Linked DNA regions of Homo sapiens: region 1 is linked to region 2. The links are chromatin loops, found by intact Hi-C in ENCODE. Cell type or tissue: mammary epithelial cell. All regions are shown on one strand. Each heading gives the region's core, and the rest is flanking DNA. Links, peaks and the distances in the headings are about the cores only.

The links. Hi-C counts contacts between places; a loop is a spot of excess contacts. Peaks named below come from ENCODE experiments on the same cell type or tissue, not always from the same donor. Only the 100,000 strongest peaks of a DNase experiment are listed, where the experiment ranks them.
Region 1: a loop joins it to region 2, with 10 times the contacts of the local background. A loop is called at or near these places in 27 of 110 quality-filtered maps.

Annotation. Positions count from the first base shown.
Region 1 is chr18:6,990,729-6,998,728 of GRCh38, forward strand. It overlaps LAMA1 (laminin subunit alpha 1), which reads right to left. Exons shown (of 63, transcript NM_005559.4): 33 at 7,014-7,156; 34 at 4,629-4,718; 35 at 2,913-3,024; 36 at 1,833-1,992. Among named protein-coding and RNA genes, the nearest start is that of LINC00668, 65 kb to the left of the region's middle. In mammary epithelial cell, for the core only: no CTCF peak of the experiment used is centred there; DNase peaks (open chromatin) are centred at 3,513 and 4,463; H3K27ac peaks cover 2,785 bases.
Region 2 is chr18:6,913,423-6,926,935 of GRCh38, forward strand. It overlaps ARHGAP28 (Rho GTPase activating protein 28), which reads left to right. Exons shown (of 18, transcript NM_001366230.1): 18 at 1-2,294. LINC00668 (long intergenic non-protein coding RNA 668) reads right to left here. Exons shown (of 7, transcript NR_034100.1): 4 at 13,235-13,513; 5 at 13,018-13,136; 6 at 12,650-12,803; 7 at 12,052-12,296. Among named protein-coding and RNA genes, the nearest start is that of LINC00668, 9.7 kb to the right of the region's middle. In mammary epithelial cell, for the core only: a CTCF peak has its summit at 6,783; DNase peaks (open chromatin) are centred at 3,849 and 6,799.

The DNA.
Region 1 (8,000 bases), core at 1-8,000, 74 kb after region 2:
AGGCCCTCGATGTCTCCGACTGTCCAAATTCCACCTGCCCATCTTTTATGGAATGGGTCTCAAATGGTACTTCCTTTTGTTCTGGGTGGGAAAATAATAGGGTTTAGACTCAAACAGATTCAGGTTTGTGGTCAGGTTTCATATTGTCCCGGGGGCTTAACATAGGGCAAGTTACTTATATTCCCTGGGCCTCAGTTTCCTCAACTGGGTTCTCCCCTACTTGGAAAGACTGAGATGATCACAGAACACAATGTGAGAAGAGAAGCCAGCACTCTCCTGGCACAGAGGAGGGGCTCCACAGACAGCTGCTCACGCCCATCTCCCAGGACCACGTCCTCCTCTCATTCCCCCTGCGCAAGGCCTTTAGATCCTAGTTCTCTCAGAGCCCTTTCCAGGCCCTATTATTCTAGTAATTAGATTACTAGTCCTCTCTCCAAACTCCATCCAACTGTAAGCACCTCCTTTTGTTTTTCACCTAACAAATCAACAACGTCAAAAATTATGCTCTATGATGAAAAAAGACACATACCCAACCCTCTAGTGTGTTGCTGGTGGCAGTGAACATTGTTTTTAAAAAATATAAAAAAAAAATTATTTGGAAGTGCATGTTAGGAATCCTCAAAACACAAATTCTTTGACTAAATAATTCCACTTCTTCTTCTTTTTTTTTTTTTTTTTTTGAGACGGAGTCTTGCTCTGTCGCCCAGGCTGGAGTGCAGTGGCATGATCTCAGTTCACTGCAACCTCCGCTACCCAGGTTCAAGCAATTCTCCTGCCTCAGCCTCCCGAGTAGCTGAGATTACAGGCATCTACCACCATGCCCAGCTAATTTTTGTATTTTTAGTAGAGACGGGTTTTGCCTTGTTGGCCAGGCTGGTTTTGAACTCCTGATCCCAGATGATCTGCCCGCCTCAGCCTCCCAAAGTGCTGGGATTACATGCGTGAGCCACCACGCCCAGCCAATAATTCTACTTCTTAATATCTACCCTGAAAATAATCTGAAATACAGAAAAAGAAGAGATATATACAGTATAAATAAATATTTGATATTTCAATATAGAAAAAGATATAAAACATTTGAATAAGAAGTCCCTCACAACATAATTTAAAATAGCAAAATATTAAAGTTTAAATATCTCACATGACTATATCATTTCATTAGATTATAGTTTAGATAGTAACGTCCAGAGTAGAGTTTTAATAAAGTATCATGTAACTATTTATAACAGCACTTCAGACATTCATTACAACCTGCAGAGAGACAGCCTGTGCTAGTATATCAAGTAATACCTGTGTGGAAATGCTAAGATAAAAGCTGGAAAGGAAACTCCAAACTCCTTGTGACTGTATGTAAGAATGCTTTGTGATCTCTGTGTCACTTCACATCGTGGGTTTCAATGTAACTATACTTTTTTATATAACTAAGCTCAATTATTCTGGCATAACATTGACCTGTCTTAGAGTTCATGGTATGGGTGGCCACCAACGATTTTTTTCTATGAGAGTTTACTGCCTTATCCTTGATCTACAGTACCATGAGGCTATGCTGTTTGTGCTAAGTGGAAACATCCCGGAATCACAGAAAAGGACAGAAGCTACCGCATGATAGCACAAAGATAGATTACACTGACTGCACAGATTACACCTTTCTATATTTGGAGGGGTCAGTACCCATCTCTTCATTTACTTGACCACAGGGCCCCTTCTCCTCTCTTAGGATATTTCATTTCCAGTGAGCACTTTTCTTCCACGATGCCTCCTTCTCCTTTGGAGATAGCGTGCAAGTTTCTCTCTCTACTTGGTTGCATTGCACACAGTAATTAGAAACTTACTTGAGTTCAAGGGTGGCATTTTGGTGCAACTGTGTGAAGTCTCTTATCTGCATGATTTCTAGCAAAGATGTACCATTCTGTTGCATGTTCTGAAGAGTAGAATTGGGTAGTAGGAAATCTTCATCCAAAGTCTGATTTAAAGTTGTCTTTTCCATAATTTCTATGGAGAAAATTCATCAATTATTTAATAAGCCTCTCAAAAGTGGCTAGTACCAAGTGAAGAACTTAGAAACTTCTCTGCTGAGGACTGCTCTGTTTACCTAAGCTGAGTTGGACCTCCATGTCAGGCCAGGCCACCTGGCATATCCCAGTGTACTCTGCACATCCCCTAACTAAACATTCATGAACTTGGGATTACTGGTCTATTTCAAAGTCTTCTCATGCACCAATAAACTCCCTAAAGGCAAGGACATGGTGTCAACCTCAGCATTTCCTTGTACCTGGCAGAGACATCTGCACATGAAAAATAAATGTTCTCAATAAATATTTACTGCATAAATAAACCACCAATGCTTGATCCTACTTTTTTTATTAAGTATACTTTGTTCTAATAATTTCCTTACCTTTTGCCCTATAAAGTCTGATTTTTATTGGATTCTGTACTTTTTAAGCCCTTACACTATAATATAAAAAGAAGAGCGATCATATGTTTCTGGTAGCCAGAAAACTGAAAATAGTATGCTAAAAGCCACAGCACACCCAACTGAGAAGTGATTAAATTATTCTAATGTGATGGATATACTTGGTACCTAACTGAAGTCCCAAATCCTGTCAGCTCCTATTCTGGGCAAATGGATGGAGAGCTACCATACTAACTTTACCATAACAGGGCTTGAGAATTAGGATCTAAGTTTTAGGCATAATGCAGAAAATAAAAAAAGAAATATGCATTTTTTTAAAGCTAAAACTCTCAGTCAAAGACTAAAGTTTGCACATCTCAGGATCCCCAAACTATTCCAGCCCCTCTGGTTCCGGAAACCCGATGCAAGAGATATACATCTATTCATATGTTTAATAAAGCAATGGTGACTTCTTACTAGATAAGCACAGATACTTCAAACTAGACACTGCCCACACTACCTGTGATGCTCATCTGCAGCCTCTCAATGGCTATGGCCAGGTCTTGACTCTCCTTGAAGATTCTCTCAGTTGCCCTATTCACCTTTTGGGTACTCGCTAACATCCTAGTGAGCTGGTGGAAAAATAAAGTCTCAGGTTAGTTTGACTTTAAGTAATTAGTTTGACTTTAAATAATACGCAAGTTGTAATATTCCACTGTTGCCGCTTATAAGCAACAACATATATTCCAGAATATAGAGTAAAGATGAGCATTATCATGCAAGCCGAGCTTAATATTTTGGGGTTAGAAATGGACTAAGTAGTTAATGAAATAATTTACAACTCACTCAGCATAAGAAAAGATGGGTATGTTTTTAAAAGCAGGCTAATTGTGTATTAAACTACAGATTCTCCTAGTGGCTATACTGTGAGGGCCCTCGATTCACTTTAAAACCCAAATATACAGAATATAGAAAGTAAACCTTACTGATTTGTATGGCCTATGAGATGTTAGTCTCTAGGAGTTAAGAACACGGAGTCAGGCAAGCTGATTTTAGACCTGATTCTCCAGGCTGTGGACAGGCCCAGACATCTCCAAGCATTGTCTGTAACACTTGGGAAACAGCAACGCTTACCTCCCAGGGCTGCTACGAGAACTACACAAGACGAGAGCCAGGAAGTCAGCAGCCCAGAGGCTGACACTTAGCTGTCCTCAGCTGTTATTTCTACTGGGATTTTTACTCTTTGTTAAAGGAAAGGTTGTTTGTAATTTCCAAGAATGTAGAGTAACCCAGTCTGAGTTTGGTGTTTTCTAGTCAAGACCAAAGAGAATAACGGATACAGAGAATTTATTTTAATCAGCCTATTTCCAACCAAATGTTTGCTTGATGAGGTACTTAAACCCAAACTTAAACCCTTCAACTCTTTCCAAAACATCGTTAATTCTAAATTAACAGGAGCCAAACTATACTTCCTAGGGTGATGTTTGTGTATGTGTGCATGTGTTGATGGAGATTAGACATCCATATGTATAGATACACCATCACAGTACAGACACACACACACACACACACACACACATACAAAATTCATAAATGAAAAAACAGTAAATTTGACAATAATCCTTCCTCACCATCTGCAGAAGGGGAGATTCTTTTTTAGGTCACTAAATGCCATTCCTCTGGCACAGGCTAAACAGAATAAATAATTCCCTGATGACAGAAAAACAAGCTCACTTGCCATTCAGGGCCCTAAAATCAGAACCACCCCAGCCTGAAGCCTGAAGTTTGCACAGATGCCTCATCATGAGGTCTGTGCCCTCCCTGCTCCACCCAGCAAGCTGCAGAGAGCATTACTGATGTTCAGTCCGTGCTTTTGGGCTCACCGTGTACTTCGTTACTGAATGAATTTAGGAGAAGGAAGAAACCTCAGCAATCTTTTCATCCCCGCCCCACCTTTGTTTCAGAGGAGAAAATGAAAGTCAGAGCCAAGAGACTGCCCAACTCTGTCCTCAGCAGAGATGACAACAGACATTAAGTCGGGAGCCTTTTCCCACTAAACCACAGAAACTGGCAGGGTCAAAACCAATTTGATGATTAAGTACCTGGAGCACAGCTCGTGGGAGGAAGAGGCTGGCATGATCTAATCAGAACCTTCCAGACAGCCCCAAGGCAACTGCTCAGGAGGGCTGATGGGAGGGACCAGGAGGAAGGTTGGTTGGTTATGGAAAGAATTTACCTTCTTTTGCAGGTTGTCCGTTTCTTCTGCAACACCTTCAAGCTTAATTTTTCCCAGGTCCTTTTGCATATTTTCTTTTAATAAAGATTCCTAGGAAGAATGGAGGAAACAAATTACAATGCTTCGAAGTAAAATGTTCTGATTCTTAACTAAGAAGCACTTGCATTTCTTTTTTGTTCACAGAAAGAAATTCTTCTTTCCTTGGAACTGTCATTTTAAAAAAAAATGGATCACATTTACTTAGGTTTCGATTATAGCGACATGATTCTACACTGCCATCCTTTGCATTATATTTCTGATATAGATATAAATTTAAAATCTGTTGTGTTCAGCAGAATCTGATACTGCTGCAATTCTCAGATAAAAGTCTGGCTTTATCTCAATAGCAGAGTCACACAAATTTAACTATAATTGCAACACCTAAGAAAAAAATGCCTTTTAGGCTAAACTACAAAAGAATTCAATAAAGAAAGACTTTATAAATACTAAAAATAAAGAAAAATAAAGTGCTTAATTTATGCCAACAGCCTTCTAATTTCTTGTATAATTTTATTTCAACCTTAAAACTTGATGAATACTTTACATAAACACAAAAAGTTATTTAAAGAAAACGGACAAGTGGTTTATTTAGAGCAAATCATTCAAAATGAGTTAAAATTTAAATCAAATATTTGTCTTATTTGATATATATAAAATAGTTATATCCCTGGGACCAAGACTGGCAGATATTATACTGATCGTGTATATAGTGATTGGAAAAAAAAGTTAAATATTCTTTTTTTTATAGAGGTAAAAGCTCTCATTTTTCAAAAACACTTTGTGACGTTTGAGGAAAGTATAACATAAAAACATCTCTTAGAGGTCCCTAACCTTTCTGAACTACCATTATAGAGAAAAGACCACTGCAAATCAAGACGGATTCAAGAACCAGCCCCATCCCAGCGCACACATAAACACACGCACACACCTAAGGAAGTCCTAAGTTTGAGGAAAACTCTTATCTAAGAAAAGGCATTTAGGAATGGCCATCCCTTTTATTGCTACCTGGTGCACTGCATAGATTATGTCAAATTCTAACGCATATATAAAGCAAAATTTAAGAATCACACTGTTTTCCAATTAGAATTAAAAGTAGGTCGGGCGTGGTAGCTCATGCCTATAATCCCAGAAATTTGAGAGGTCAAGGTGGGAGGTTCTCTTGAGCTTAGGAGTTCAAGACCAGCCTGCACAACATAGTGAGAGCTCATCTCTATTAAAAATAAAAATAAAAGAACTAGCCAGGCATGGTGGTGTGTGCCTGTAGTCTCAGCTACTTGGGAGGCTAAGGCAGGAGGATCCCTTGAGCTATGGAGGTTAAGGCTGCAGTGGGCCATGACTGCGCCACTGCATGCCAACCTGGGTGACTGAGGGAGACCCTGTCTCAAAAAAATAATAAAATAAATAAATAAGATAATAAAAATAAATAAGTGCTATAGTAGGATGCTGTCTACTAAGTTAATTTCTTAACTCCTCACCCTTTTTTGACCCAGGCTCTGTTGATGAAAACATAAAACTATGATTTACTGCCAGACATTTAATGTAGCCTTCCAGGGAGGAGAGATTTTGTGCCCTGCAACTTTAGTGCAGTGAAGAATAATACACTTTAAAAATAATATACCTTAAAGAAGATACTGTTCAGATTTATTTTCTGCTTTTCTTCTCTTTTTCTTTTTCTTTTTCTTTTTCTGAGATGGAGTCTTGCTCTGTCGCCAGGCTGGAGTGCAGTGGTGTGATCTCGGCTCACTGCAACCTCCACCTCCCAGGTTCAAGCAATTCTCCTGCCTCAGCCTCCCAGGTAGCTGGGACTACAGGCACGCGCCACCACATCCAGCTAATTTTTGTATTTTTGGTAGAGATGGGGTTTCACCACGTTGGCCAGGATGGTCTCGATCTCTTGACCTCGTGATCCACCCGCCTTGGCCCCCCAAAGTGCTGGGATGCTGGGATTACAGGTGTGAGCCACCGTGCCTGGCCTATTTTCTGCTTTTCTAATAGGGCAGCTGTTTGCAAATACCCAAAGTTGTCTTACAGAAGAGCAAGTGGACTTGGCCTTATCCCAAAAGGCAGAATGAGGGCCACAGAGGGCAGCATTGATGAGGAGTCCTCCAGAGAGCACTGAAATGATGAGAGCTGTCCCACCGTGAAACAAGCTAGCGTGTGAGATAAGTAAGTAAGTGCCTGTCACTGGTCACAGTCAAGGAAAGACTGGACACCTGCCCGCAGGGGCTGATGGAAGTTGGGCTCTCACAATGTGGGGAGGACACATGGAATGACTCCCACCATTCCCAATGACTATATCCCTTAATGATACAAGTGTCTGTTCATCTCTGTATTTCCAGTACCTACCTGGAGATATTTAGTTGTATTTTCCAGGTTTGACAAAATTCCATATGGGACAGGGATAATGCCAGTGAGGTTCAGAGAAAGAACGGCATCACCAATCTCATCCAAGTCATTCAGCAGCACACCTACACACTCATCATCACAGGCTACAAGACAAATTTTTAAAAAGGAGAGTTAAAGTTAATGCGATGTGGTCTGCCCATTTTTTCATGGAGTTGCGCAAGTTGTTTTGTGAAAATGACACATGCGGTCAGAGTACACTCCAAGACCCCGTGCACCACATCTGATCTCATTCTCACTCCAACTGTGCCATGGGTGGCACGGCAGGAAGTGCTAGGCCCCTATTCAATGATGACGCCAAGACTCAGATCAGATAAGTAACTTCCCAGAGGTCACACAGAAAGAAACAGCTGAGGCCAAGAGTGGCGCCCAGTAAGCAAAAGGGTCTTTGCTTACTAAGTGATAAGGTGGTAAGAGAGTTGAAACAACTATGAGCAAGCATGAAAAACAGCAGGGGGAAGAGGGGTGAACACACGCTGACGAAAAGAACTTTATTGACTGTAATGAAAGGCGAGGAAGGCAAGCCAGGGAAGCAAAGGCAAGGAAGTAAGGCAGAACTGGAGAACGGATGCACCTAAAGACAGGCAGGGAGTTATGGCACACATTTCATTCTTCTGCCCCCATCTTTATGCTGCCTGGCTCATCTTTAACTAGGACCCACTGCACTGAATCCCAGCATTCCCTTCCACAGCCTGCTCTGTCACCTCCTCAGGCAGTTTGCAAATGCATCTTTCACAAGTACAAGTGAAGGACACTGGAGAGAATAGTGGGGGTGTTTGTGCTTATAACCCACACAAAAGTCAAAGCAAAAAAGACCTCCAATGCCATGGTCCTAACAGGCCTCCCTATCTTCCCCATTAACCCCTGAGAAGACATCCCAAGCTGACTATCTCATGCACTTGCTGGTAGAATAAATCAGAACTGGAAAAA
Region 2 (13,513 bases), core at 3,307-11,306:
TATACATTGGCTTTTTTGGAATCTATAGATTGAGATTTTGATGAATTTATATTGGTTTTAATGAGACCCAAATGACTCTCTCTTAACAATTCAAGCAGTAGACAAAGTTGCTCACAAATACAGAAAACATCTTTTTGTCTACTTCGCAAGTCTCAAAACGTGATAATATTTAAGCCCATTTGTAGAAGAAATCTTGTATATACTATTATTACACCTTGATATCTATACAAAACATCACTTGTATTAAAATATATAGATAACTTTCTGGCATTTAGAATTTTGTTCCATTCATTTAATTTGTTCATCTGAGAATTTTTTTTTTTGCCTGAAAACCCATTAAAAGAAAACGTGCCTTCTGTATAAGTTTATGTTTATTCCTACATTTTATTCATTTTTAATGTATGGGTAATTGGTGGCACATGACTTTACATAATGACTTTCTAGACTCTGAAAAAAATGCTTTTATCATTTTTGCAATTCAGACAAGGGTAAACATTTTACTTTATGTAATTGCCACATCCCAAGATGTAAAACGGCAGTAATTTATGACCACGTATGGAAGAAATTCTTCAAATAGCTACCTTACATTTCTGCGTATATATGAAAACTGAATGATATTTCTCAGTGTATTTCCTTGCATTTGAATGGTTCAATTCTGTTGTGTTTATGTAGAAAATTCACAAATCTGTTCATTTAATTTTTTAATTTGAGAATTTTTATTTCTTTTGACTGAAAACACATTAGAACCTATGAGTAAATTCTGAAGGTTTTAAGATTTACTTCAGCTTGTCACCAGTTTCAAATAAATCCCTAATAGGTAACAAGTAAAATACAAATTCTTGTCTACTTTCATGTGGTTTTAAATGGCAGGGACTTCGCTGAGTCAGTAAGTATAATCACTCTAGTTTATTCAAGGATGTGTGGCAACTTTCAACTTCCATACGTATATATGTATGTATGGAAGGCCATGTCAATACTAGTATCATTGGATATAACTTTGATTCTTAATCAGAGGGCAAATTCATTAGAGAAGAATTTTTAGTAGATACACAGACTAATATTTGTGTGGAGGTTCTTTTGACCAATTTTATTCCTAAGAATAAACAAACCCCTACAGTTAAAATGCAAAGATGCCTGTCATCTAAGTATTGAAAGAATTTTTGCCTTATCAAGAGTTGTTTTTTAAAAATTTAATAAATTCATAAAAAAGACTCATATCTTTGCAAACAAAAGAAGGGCAGATACTGGGCTTCTACATGCTATCCTTAAGAGCTTCTCCCCCTCACCCATTCCTAGTGCTCTTGGTATACACTTGGGAAAATAATGTCCTCCAGGAGAAAGTGTTAGAGGGAACTAACATTTTAGGAATGCTTATTCAGAAAAAAATCCTAGAGTTGATTCATTGTTTTCCTCCATCCTGCAAAAGAAGATCCCTTTGTTAAGCAGCTCACTTGGAAATATGATTCTTGGAGTCAATGATCTCTAAACAAACTGGATTATCAACTATTTACAACGTCTATACAGTATAAACTACCTCACTTGCCTTTCTTGGGAAAAAAAAAATGAATGGACTTTAACAATTGTTGTTACAAACTGTGCCTGAATCTTATTATTTAAATCACTTCAGTTAGCTTTCAGTGTATGTTTAATAATATACATTTAATGATGAAAAATATTTTCAGCAAAGCTTTAAAACCAGAAATACTGTGTAACTGTGATCTATGTGGTATACTCTGAGAGAATTCTGTGTCCTGCTCATTGTCTTGAGTTTCTAACCATGTGCAGATGCAAGCGTTCAGGAGTAGGAATTAATGTCCATCTTTTCTTTCAGGCATTTTCATCTGCTGTCCACGTATTTCACTTGACTGAAAGCTCATATGAGTTAAAATGTCCCTTCTTCCTAGCGAGCATATTTCAACTGTTCTTCATAAATGTTTATGTGCCTTAAAAGACTTTATGTTAAAGGATTAAATAGTTTCTCTGACAGGCAGTTTTTAACTGTTTTCCACAAATAAAAATAATATGTCATGGGATTAAAATGTTTGTTTTCAAGCATTTTTAACAGTTTTACACACTTACATACACCTTAATTAAAAATTTTTTTCTGTCAGACATTTACCAACTATTTTCTAAAACTAATTTGACAAATCATGACACTAGAAAACGCCAATGTTTTATGTCTTTGCCCATCTCAAAAGCTAATATTGATTCTTCTGTTCCATCAGCTTTCATTGTTAAGTAGAATATGTATGTTGCATTTTATCCATAAGAAATAAAGAGAAAAAAACTAAAAACATTGTATGAGAATTCTTCTACTTCACTATTCCAAGGGCACAGTGATGCTAGGGATGATTTTGCCTTAAGGAAATATTTGGCAATACCTGGAAACCGATGTTGTTTCCAAATGTTCTTGTTTTTGAAGAGTAACTTATCAGTTTTTCAGCACCGGGGCGTGAGAGGATGCTGCCAGCCTCTGATGGGTGAGAAGCCAGGGATGCTGCTGATCCCGCTCCAGTGCACAGGACAGCCCTGCAACATAGAATTATCCAGCCTGGGCCTGGCGCGGTGGCTCACACCTGTAATCCAGCACTTAGGGAGGGCGAGGTGGGCAGATCACCTGAGGTCAGGAGTTTGAGACCAGCCTGGCCAACATGGTGAAACCTCATCTATAGTAAAAATACAAAAATTAGCCAGGCACAGTGGCATTTGCCTGTAATCCCAGCTACTTGGGAGGCTGAGGCAGGAGAATCACTTGAACCCAGGAGGCGGAGGTTGCAGTGTGCCAAGGTGGCACCACTGTACTCTAGCCTGGAAGAAAGAGCAAGACTCTGTCAAAAAAAAAAAAAAAGAAGAATTATTCAGTAGTGCCAAGATTGAATAAACGTGCCCTGAGATAACAAATAAGGTAAGAGTGTCTGTTTTTCCTATTTTTATTTAACACTGTACAGGAGATCCTATCTAGCGCTGTAAGTCAAGAAAAAGAAAAGGCAAAAAGTGTTGAAAGGAAGAAGTATGAAACTGTTTAATTTGCAGATGATATGACTATATGATTATGTAAAGAAAGCCATAAGTAATCAATAGTTACAATTACTAGAAGTAATAAGTACATTTAGCAGCTTCACAAGGCACAAGGTCAATCACAAAAATCAGTTGTGTTCCATGTATTAGCTATAAAGACAGCTGGGAAAGAAAATTATAAAAGCAATACCACTTACAATAGCATCAACAAATATAAAATATAGAAAAATAAATTTAGAGCAAGATAAGCAGGGCCTAATTACTGAAAACTACAAACATTGCCAAGGGAAATTAAATATGAACTCAGTAAATGGAAGGATAGTCCACGTTCCTGTATTGCAATATTCAATGTTGTTAAGGCATGCATTCTCCCCCAAATGGACCTGTAGACACAACGAAATCCAAATCAGAATTCCAGGAGTCTTTTTTTGTTGTAGAAATTGAGAAGCTGATTTTAAAATGCATACGGAAATTCAAAGGACTTAGAATAATCAAAGAGTCTTGAGAAAGTACGATAAATTTGAAGGACTTATATTACTTGTTTCCAGACTTATTACAAAGCTACAGTTATCAGTACAGTGTGGTATTGGTGTAAGGATAAGCAGAAGGATCACTGGAACAGACTAGAGTTAAGAAATAGACGCATACATACATAGTTGATTTTTCACAAACTGCCAAGGCAATTCAGTGGGGAATGGAAATTCTCTTTAAAATACAGTGCTGTGATTCCCGGGTGTGATGATTAACTTTAGGTGTCAGGTTGACTGGACTGAGGAATGCCTAGTTGCCTGGTGATGCACTGTCTCTGGGTATTTCTGTTAGGCTGTTTCTAGAGGAGACTCGCCTGTGAGTCAGTGAACTGAGAGAAGCCCCACCCTCAATATGGGTGGGCACAATTCAATGGGCTGGAGGTTTGGCTGGGACAAACAGGTGGAAGAAAGGGGAATTCTCTGCTGTCTCCTCTCTGTTCTCTCTCTCCCTTCCAGAGACAGATGCCTTTTTTCCTTCTGCCCTACCAGACTCCAGGTTCTTCAGGTTTGGACTCTGTGACTTGCACCACAAGACTCCCGAGGGGCTCTCAGACTTTAGGTCTCAGACTTGGGGCTGCTTCCAGAATGAGCCGAGCTATGGGTTTCTCTGGTCTTCAGCTTGCAGATTCCCCTATGGTGGGAATTTTCCACCTCTCGTTGATTTTGGGAGCCAATTCCCCTGAATAAATCCCTTCCCATATATATGATTGGTTCTCTCTGGAGTACTCTGACTAATACACCGGGACATCCCTTTGGGAAAAAAAAAAACCATGATGAACCTGGACTTCTATTTCACAAAAGTACAATATATGCAAGTTAGATCACAGGCTTTAATGTGAAAGCTAAAAGTATAGTCTTCCAGAAGAAGACTGGGGAGGTTATCTTTATGACTTTGAAGTAAGTAATATTCCTCAGACAACGTTGCAAGACATCTTCTCAATTCCAAAGTTCTCTTCAAAATATTATTTCTTTGACAACAACACATGCAAACAGATGGAAGAGAATCAGGAGTTGGGGCAACGCAGGGCCCTTGGATATGTCATTTATCTCTGCCACCATAAATCATACTTTCTCTCAATACCTACAGACGGGGGTAAGCAGTGAGGAGAATTGGTAGGGGTATGATTTTGAAAGATTTTACCGTATGTGTACTCTTACAATGTGTTTATGAACTTGTACCTAATGATAATTCATTCTGAGCTTTGCTCTTCCATCTCGTAACATTTTTATCACTGTGCAGGTGCAAGCCTGTGCTACAGTGTAGACTCCACCACCCCAGGGCACCAATCCAATCACATAACAATCTGCATGTATAAGTACCAAAATCGGTACTACCATACCCATCAGTAATAGTCCGCCAATTCTCCAATCTAAAAATCTATTGCCTAACAGGGTTGTGGAAGCTATTTTCTGCTTCCATAAATCTTTCAATGCTGCAACTTTTTGTTTTCGAACAGTAACAGTTCGGTTTCAACAACAGCTATTTTGCAAATGGTTACCAACATGATCCAGTTCTAACAAGTAATCCACAGTTATTCTGTTGTCAATTACATGATCAGTTACAGTATTTCTAACCCTACAACTCTTGACTCAGTAATGAAATCATTCATGAAGTATGATTTAGTGATGCAGATGATAAGCACAAAATATGCTGCGCATAAACAGTTAGCATCCCTCTACATTAATTTGACAAGTTAACGTCACCCCACGCCATTTTGCCAACGGTTGTAAGCAAAAGGATTCATAAATGATAAAGAATCCCGGGATGCTATTCTTAGCCACCTCTATTTGAAGAAGAATATGAATTTACAAGTCTGGAGAGTTTCCTTGGTCACAACACCAAATAGCAGTCACTTGTTCATCTTTTGAACACGCTGTGATGTCATGCAGAGATTTCAAAGTGCACTTCCGGGAGTAAGGCAGGGCCAAGCACAGTTGTTGTCCTCAGCAGTTTACAGAGGGATGAGTCTGGGGAGTTAATCTCGGTGGTCTTTCTGTGCCTACCGGAGCTAGAACCAGAACTCTATGTCAATACATTGCGCTACCCAACCAGTTGAGGAGAAGTCTTTTCTGTTTCAGGACAGAAAGGTTACAAAGACCATAGTTTGAAAAGATACATCCTAAGATCGGCCATTCTTTTCCTAAAAGCAATGCTCTCAAGCAAACATTTCATGTCACCAGGTTCCCAGGGGAAAGGAGGTAGACAGCCTGCAGTTAGATTTTCACAGAGATAGAGAAAAGATTATGTTAACCTTTTATGCAGTCCTTCCACCATGTGATGTAGGTTCAATCCACTTAACATACAAATATGCAAAGTGATATATATATGAGAACCAGCATTTGACTTTTTCTATGGGACAGTAATCTCCCTTTCACCTCTTGACCAATCCAATTACTTAATGTCCAAGTAATCTTAATACGACTCCAATATTTTTATCCTGGGAATTATGGGCGTAGTTACATCAAATAACAGCATGACAATGTTTAACATATCAAATTATAGTACAGCTAATTTTTTTGGTTTTCAAGCCATGTTTCATTTTTATTTTAAAAAATAAATCTGGTGGTGTATATTTAAGGTGTTCAACACGATATTATGTATCTAGTGAAATGGTTACTAGAGTACAACAGATTAATATATCCATCATCTCACATAGTTACCCGTTTTTCCATTTTTCCGTTTTTCCGCCTTGTGGCAAGAGCAGCTATGATCTACTGATTTTGCAAAAATCCTTAACACAACACACTATAGAAACGACAGTCCCGATGTTGTTCATTAGATCTTTTGATTTGTTCCTCCTACATACTTGCTACTCTGTATCCTTTGACCTAAAAGGGGACGCGTGCTAACCTGGAGACAGCATAATTATTGCTCAGTTTAGCAAGTATTCCCTTTTAAACATTCCAATTTAGCACGTTTCAAACTGGATTTTTAAATCTTTATGCCCAAATCCGTTCCACCCACATTAAAAAAAAAAAAAATCTCAGTTAACAGTGGCTTTTTCAGTTTCTCAAGTCAGAAATCTTGGAGTCCCCTTGACGACTTTCTTCTTGTCACATCCCACACCAGCCCCTTAGCAAGTGCGGGGTGACCCAGTTCAAGGCACTGTCATGAACACAGGATGACCAGGTTCTTCTGGCTTGCACTTGCAAACCTTTAGACGATCACTTTTTGCCTCTTAAACAGCTTTCTTACTATATATTCTGCTTTCCCGGTATTCGTCGCTAGACGGCAGCAGAGGATTTTGATTGGATTCCAAACTGGTTGGTTAAAGCAGCCTGAGCAGCTCAGAGGGAGGTTGTGGTTGTGTGTTGTGGTGCTGGTGTGTGGTTGTGGTTGTGGTGTTGTGTGGTTGTGGTTATGTGTGGTTGTGTGTGGTTCTGGTGTGTGGTGGTGGTGTGTGGTTGTGTGTGGTTGTGGCAGTGTGGGGTTGGTGGTGTGTGGTTGTGGAGGTGTGTGGTGTGGTTGTGGTAGTGTGTGGTGGTGGTGGCGTGTGGTTGTGGCGGTGTGTGGTTGTGTCGTCCTTGCTGTTGCCTTACTTGTCTTGGAACTCTTCAGCAGGCAGAGGAGAGAGAGGTTCTTCAGACCGTCCTCATACCTGGGGACTAGTGGGTGGCTGTGCGGCCGGAGGCTTTAAAGCTTTGTCTTGCATCCGCGGGCCACGCTGGAGGTCGGGCGCCCGCAACCCTGCGCCAGGCCGTCCTGGGCTTGCCGACGCTCGGCCCCTGCAGCTCCATCCGCCCGCGGGCTGCCTTTGCTTTGCCTCCCTGTGTGGCTGGGAACCAGCGGGGCGGGTGCCATCGTCCGGCCTCACCCCCTACCCTGGGTCCTGCACGTGGGCACTGCGGGCTTCTGGGCCACCTCCGCCCTTGCAGCGCAGAGGGCCCCGTGGTCTTCGTCAGCGCTCAGTCAAGGTGAGTAGGGCAGGCAGTCTTTTCTTGAGTCTCTTCGTTTCTGACACCTGTAAACAAAGGTGAACCCTAAAGAGCCACTCCTTCAAGAGGCACCCAGATGGCCAGCTGGGCCTACATTTTGAATAGAGCCACGCAGCCATCTGCAGTTGACTAGAGGTCACCCTGAGTCCCCAGACCACCCGCACTTCTGCTGTACTTTGCCACACGCTGCGCTCACCTGAACCAGCCAAGGAGATCTCAGCTGTATCAACCAATCAACCAGAGCTCAGCTGTATTGACCAATCACAACTAGGCAAGTTTGAATCTTTTATTTGCATAAATGAACATGATTGGGCACCTGGGCAGGCACTGTCACTATAAAACCAGAGCCCTCCCTTTGTACTTTGGAATGTACCTTCCTTTAAGGCTGTATCTCCCAGGTTTGCAAACTGTTCACTGGAATAAGCCTCTTTCCTCCAAATTCCTTTTCAAACGACTTTTGTTCACAAACCCCGCACAAACAGCTTCATCCCATAGGGTTAATTTACTTCCCTGGATATAGCTCCTGACTTTGGCACAGAATGGCCCTGAATGATAACTAAGCCCATGCACCCCATGCACTATCTCTATCCTTTCTCTTTCTTGGCGGATCCAAATGCTAGGTTTGGAAGAGTAATGGCAATTGTCATCCTATGGTAATATTTCCTGCCCTGTTACTGGTATTTTTTCTGTTCCATAGCTAAGAAAGCTGTCATTCCTAGTTAATTGATGGCTTCAAGGGCATATTTAGGAGGTTATCTATTCCTACCTTCTTGACTAGGAAATGCCTGCTGTCCCCTTCTGGCCATCCTGGAAGGTTCTGGCCCTGAGCTGGGTTGCAATCTCTTCCACTAGATCAACTTGGAACCCTGCTGGCATTATCTCAGTTCCAAAGACATCTACAAAATGTTGTTTGACAGCAAAGCACACAGCAGATGGAAAAGAATCAGGAGCTCCAGGGAAGCTGGAGGCTCTATTAGACACATTTCTCTCTTCTTCCCAGCAGTAAATTACACCTTCTCTGACCAGAAAGAAGTTGGAAAGGGATACATGGGAGGGGACACCTTTGAAAAATTTATCTGAATTTTGCCAACTAACAATCACTTGCATAGTCTTCCAGGCAATGACATCTTATTTATGACCTTTTATGTTATATAACACATACAGCTCATTTTCGGTAGTTGCTCTGCATTTGCATAACATTTCTATCACTGCATAGCAGTGAGCTTTGCTATAGTCCTGAGCTCCATTTCCTTAGACATTGGAAACAGGCTTCTCTACCACACAGTTCTGTGTCACTACAATAGGACCACAAAAACCTTAGCCATAGAAGGAAATCATTGATAAATTGGATCCATACAATTTAATATTTTTGCTCAGTCAATAAACTGTTAAAGGAAAGCTATAGATTAGGTGAAGAATGTGTGTGTTTGTGTGTGTGTGTGTGTATAATTCACAGAATATGTAAAGAACTCTAACAAATCACTGATTTTAAAAAGATAATTTTTTAATGGACAAAAGACTTGAACACTTCACAAAAGTATAGAAATAGACAACATGCATAAAAAGATACTCAACATCATCAGTCATCAGAGAAATGCAAATTAAACCACCAGGTGATAGCACTATGCAACCACAAGAATACTCAACATTGGCTGGGCACGGTGGCTCATGCCTGTAATCCCAGCACTTTGGGAGGCTGAGGCAGGTGCATCACAAGGTCAGGAGATCAAGACCATCTTGGCTAACATGGTGAAACCTCGTCTCTACTAAAAACACAAAAAATTAGCTGGGCGTGGTGGTGGGTGCCTGTAGTCCCAGCTACTTGGGAGGCCGAGGCAGGAGAATCACTTCAATCCGGGAGGCAGAGGTTGCAGTGAGCCGAGATTGCACCACTGCACTCCAGCCTGGGTGACAGAGCGAGACTCGGTCTCCAGAAAAAAAAAAAAAAAAAAAAAAACCATGCTCAACATTAAAAAGAGACATAATACCAAGTGTTGGCAAGGAATACAACAACTGGCGTTCTCATACATTGCTGTTGGGAGTATAAAGTAGCAGAACTACTTTGGAAAACTGGCAATATAGTATAAACATAACCATGTACCTACCCTATAACCTAGAAATCAACTCCTAAGATATTACCCAAGAGAAATTAAAACACATCCACACAAATACTTGTGCAAGAATGTCCACTGAAGTTTTATTCATAACACACAAAACTTGGAAAAGGGTTAAATACACTTGGTTAATTCATATAACGGAGTACTACTCAACAATAAAATAAAATGAATTTAGAGCACATGCAACAATATGAATTTCAAAAACATGTTGCATGCAAAAAGTCAAACATGAGTCCATACTGACAAAGGTTTTCTTTGACCTAACTCCAGTGAGGCCCTCTAAGCCCTCAAAGCTTAAACTTTAGACTGTCCTTGGTTCATTTAGGTGAGTTACAATCTTGTTGGGTCAGTTTATCGAAAATCCCCCACCATTGTTATCTGATCAAATTCCACACCCCCCACTCTTCATATCTTCCCATACTGGCCTGCCTTGAGCAAAGATCCTGTTGAGCTCCTCTAACAAAAACCTCCCTAGCTTTGATGTTTCCTCTTAGTAACTTTCCATCCACTGAGCCCCACCCTGCTCCTTGGCTAGAAACCCCCAGTTGTCCTTGTTGTGTTCAGAGTGGAGCCAAACCTTTCTTCCCTACTGCAAAACCCCATTATGGAGGTCCCCCATGTTAAAATCTGCCTTATCATCTTTAATGAGTGTCATGAATAATTTTTCTTTAACAATGCATGATTCCACTTACATGAAATTCAACAGCAGGAAAAACTAATCTATGGAGATATACATTAGAAAAGTGGGTCGCTTGGAGCAGGGGCCGACTGGAAATGGGCATGGGGTAATTCCCCTGGGCTCTCCATGATCAGGCCCAACCTACTTTGTCCTTTTTCCTCTCCCATTGCTGCACAGCAGGGTCCCTCTGCTTCAGTCAAGAGGTTAGATCTGCCATGCCTTCACCACCCACCCATCCCCACAGTCTCATCCCCACAGTGACAGCACTTTGTGAACTGGGCTGCTCTACCACAAAGGCTGCCAGCACACATTCTGCAGAGCCTGGTTACAGATGGCATCTTAACAGATGCCCATATCATTCACTCCATCCCACTGTACAAGTTAGCCCTTCATTTTGTAGTGTTTTAAGGTTAAAAACACATATGCCTCTTGATCCTTGCAATTTTAATAAAGCACTCTCTCCATTTTCACCTCAACATCCAGTCCAGGTGAAAGGTAACAATTGATAAATATCTGTTGATGAATGTTCAACATTTAATCATGTATCACTCCTAAATAGCATGAATCATGTTAAGACAGCTGCATGGACAGACCAAATGGGAAAGGAATGCCTTATTGTAGAAGGCCTATTTGTTGGACCCTATTCTCCAGGTCCAAGAAGTCTTTGTCTTTGACACAAAATGAAGTTACTCCTGGCCCACTTGTGGTACTTCTATGGACTTATTCAAGGGGTTGACAAACTTTAGAAAGGCCTAAAGAAATTGTAATTGAATACAACTTCCTTCTTTCATTGTTCTGCTCCTTCTGAAATGTAGGGGACTGCCACTCACTAGCATCCTTTGTCCGGAACACATTCCCACTCCGGGAACTTAAGAGGAAACAGCCGGCCTGCATGCAATGTCAGGGTAAATTGAGAACATCACTGTCTTAGTCCATATGTGTTGCTCTAAAGGAATACCTGAGGCTGGGTAATTTATAAAAATAGGTTTATTTGACTCGTGGTTCTGCTGGCAACAGCATCTACTTCTGGTGAGGGCTTCCAGGAGTTTCCACTCATGGCAGAAGGGGAGCCAGTGTGTGCAGACATTACATGATGAGACAGGAAGCAAGAGAGACAGAGGGGAGATGCCAGGCTCTCTTTAATAACCAGCTCTGGAGGGAACTGATTATGTGAGAACTCACTCATTGCCATGAGAACAGCACCAAGCCGTTCATGAGTGATCCACCCCCATGACCCAAACACCTTCCACCAGGCCCCACCTCCAACACTGGGGACTAAATTTCAACATGAGGTTTGGAGGGTCAAATATTCAAACTATAGCATCAGCCAAAATTATAGCTGCAGGGAAATTAGAAGAAAAACTGGCAAGATGAAGAAAGATTTAGTGGAATATAACACATTAGAGAATAAAAAGGGGAGTCTATAGGGTGCAATTATAGTTGATTGTATGTTTTTGCATAATTGGTTTGTTCAATTAACTGTTATGGGAATTTTACTGAGGATTTTAACATCTGAATACAATAGTTGAAAGTGTTCTCTAAGTGTCTAACAATTTCCTTACCTTGTTTGGGAGTCAGGATTATAACAGCCTTGATAAATGTGTAGGGAAGCTTTCTTCTTGCCTTTCGGGAAAAAGCGCATTAAGTATTTGAGGGGTTGAAGGGAGGGGCTCCAAAGGGCATGGGGAAATTTTCAGGGGTAATGGGTATATTCCTTATCTTCAGTGTGCTGATGGTTGCAGGGGTATATACAAATGCCCAAACGCATAAATTGTACACTTTAAATATTCAAGTTTATTGTATGTCAATTATACTTCAATAAAGCTTTTTTTTTTTTTAAACCCTCACAATTTAGTTCTGGGCTCTGTGCTTGGGCTCTTGAAATTCGGTGGCAGTGGCCTGAATCCCCATGCCCACTGTGACAGAGCAGGAGCACCATCCTCTCGGACAAACACCGCCACTTTAAGTGCCAGCTCCCTTTCCAGCCTCATGCATTTCAAGAAAATCACTTCTCTTCTAACAACAAGCAGACAGAAAGAGCAGACAGTAAAACATAGATGAGACAGCTCAGGCACAGAGGGAGGTGGGGGGAAAGTCTCTTGGGTAATTGCCAAACTTCACCCTCATACATTGGGCCCCAGTATAACAGTGGGCCTTAATAAGCACATTCTTTCCCTTCAGGTGCACTAAGATAGGGAAGCTAAAAGCAGACCTGGGGGTATGCCTGCAGCTGCAGGAAGATGTATGGAAACAGACACACAACTCCCTCCCAGATAAGCACACCTAAAGAGACACAGAAGCAGTCCAAGCCTCTGATAAACTCTCCCACCCTGAATCCTTAAAAACTCTTAGTCTGTAAGAGAGCATGCCTCTGATCTAACTCAGCCAGAAGCCACTCTTGGGTTTGTTTTCTTTAAAATAAACCTGTCCTCGACCATCAAGCCATTGTGTTTCTTTCCTCTTTCTTTAATTCTTACACACTGGAGCCTAGGGAAAGGATCATTCTCTGCCCACTTCCATTACCTGAGAAAAGAACGCCAGAAAAAGAAGCCATGGGGAAAACATTAAGATTTGTAGCCAGGCATGGCAGCTGATGCCTGTAATGCCAGCACTTAGGGGGGTTGAGGTAGAGGATTGTTTGAGGCCAGGAGTTTGAGACCAGCCTGGGCAACATAGTGAGACCCTGTCTCTACAAAAAAAGTTTTTAAATAAATTATCTGGGCCTGGGGGCAAGTACCTGTAGTCCCAGCTGCTTAGGAGGCGGAGACGGGAAGATCCCTCGAGCTCAGTACAGCTCAGGCTGTAGTGAGCTATGATGGCACCACTGCATTCCAGACTGGGTGACAGAGCAAGACCCTGTCTCAAAAAAAAAAAAAAAAAGATTTGTAGACTTTTGTAGACTGTCAAGAGGGACATCAAAAATGTCTCCTGTGAGGCCGGGCATGGTAGCTTACATCTGTAATCCCAAGCACTTTGAGAAGCCACCGCGGGAGGATTACTTGAGCCCAGGAGTTCGAGATCAGCCTAGGCAAGATAGACTTTGTCTCTACAAATAAAAATAATTAGCCAGGCATGGTGGTGCAGGCCTGTGGCCCCAGCTCCTCAGGGGACTGAGGCAGGAGGATTGCTTGAGCAGTCCTCAGGCAGTGGAGGCACCAGTGACCTGTGGTAACAACACTGCACTCCAGCCTGGGCGACAGAGTGAGACCCTGTCTCAAAAGAAAATAAATAAA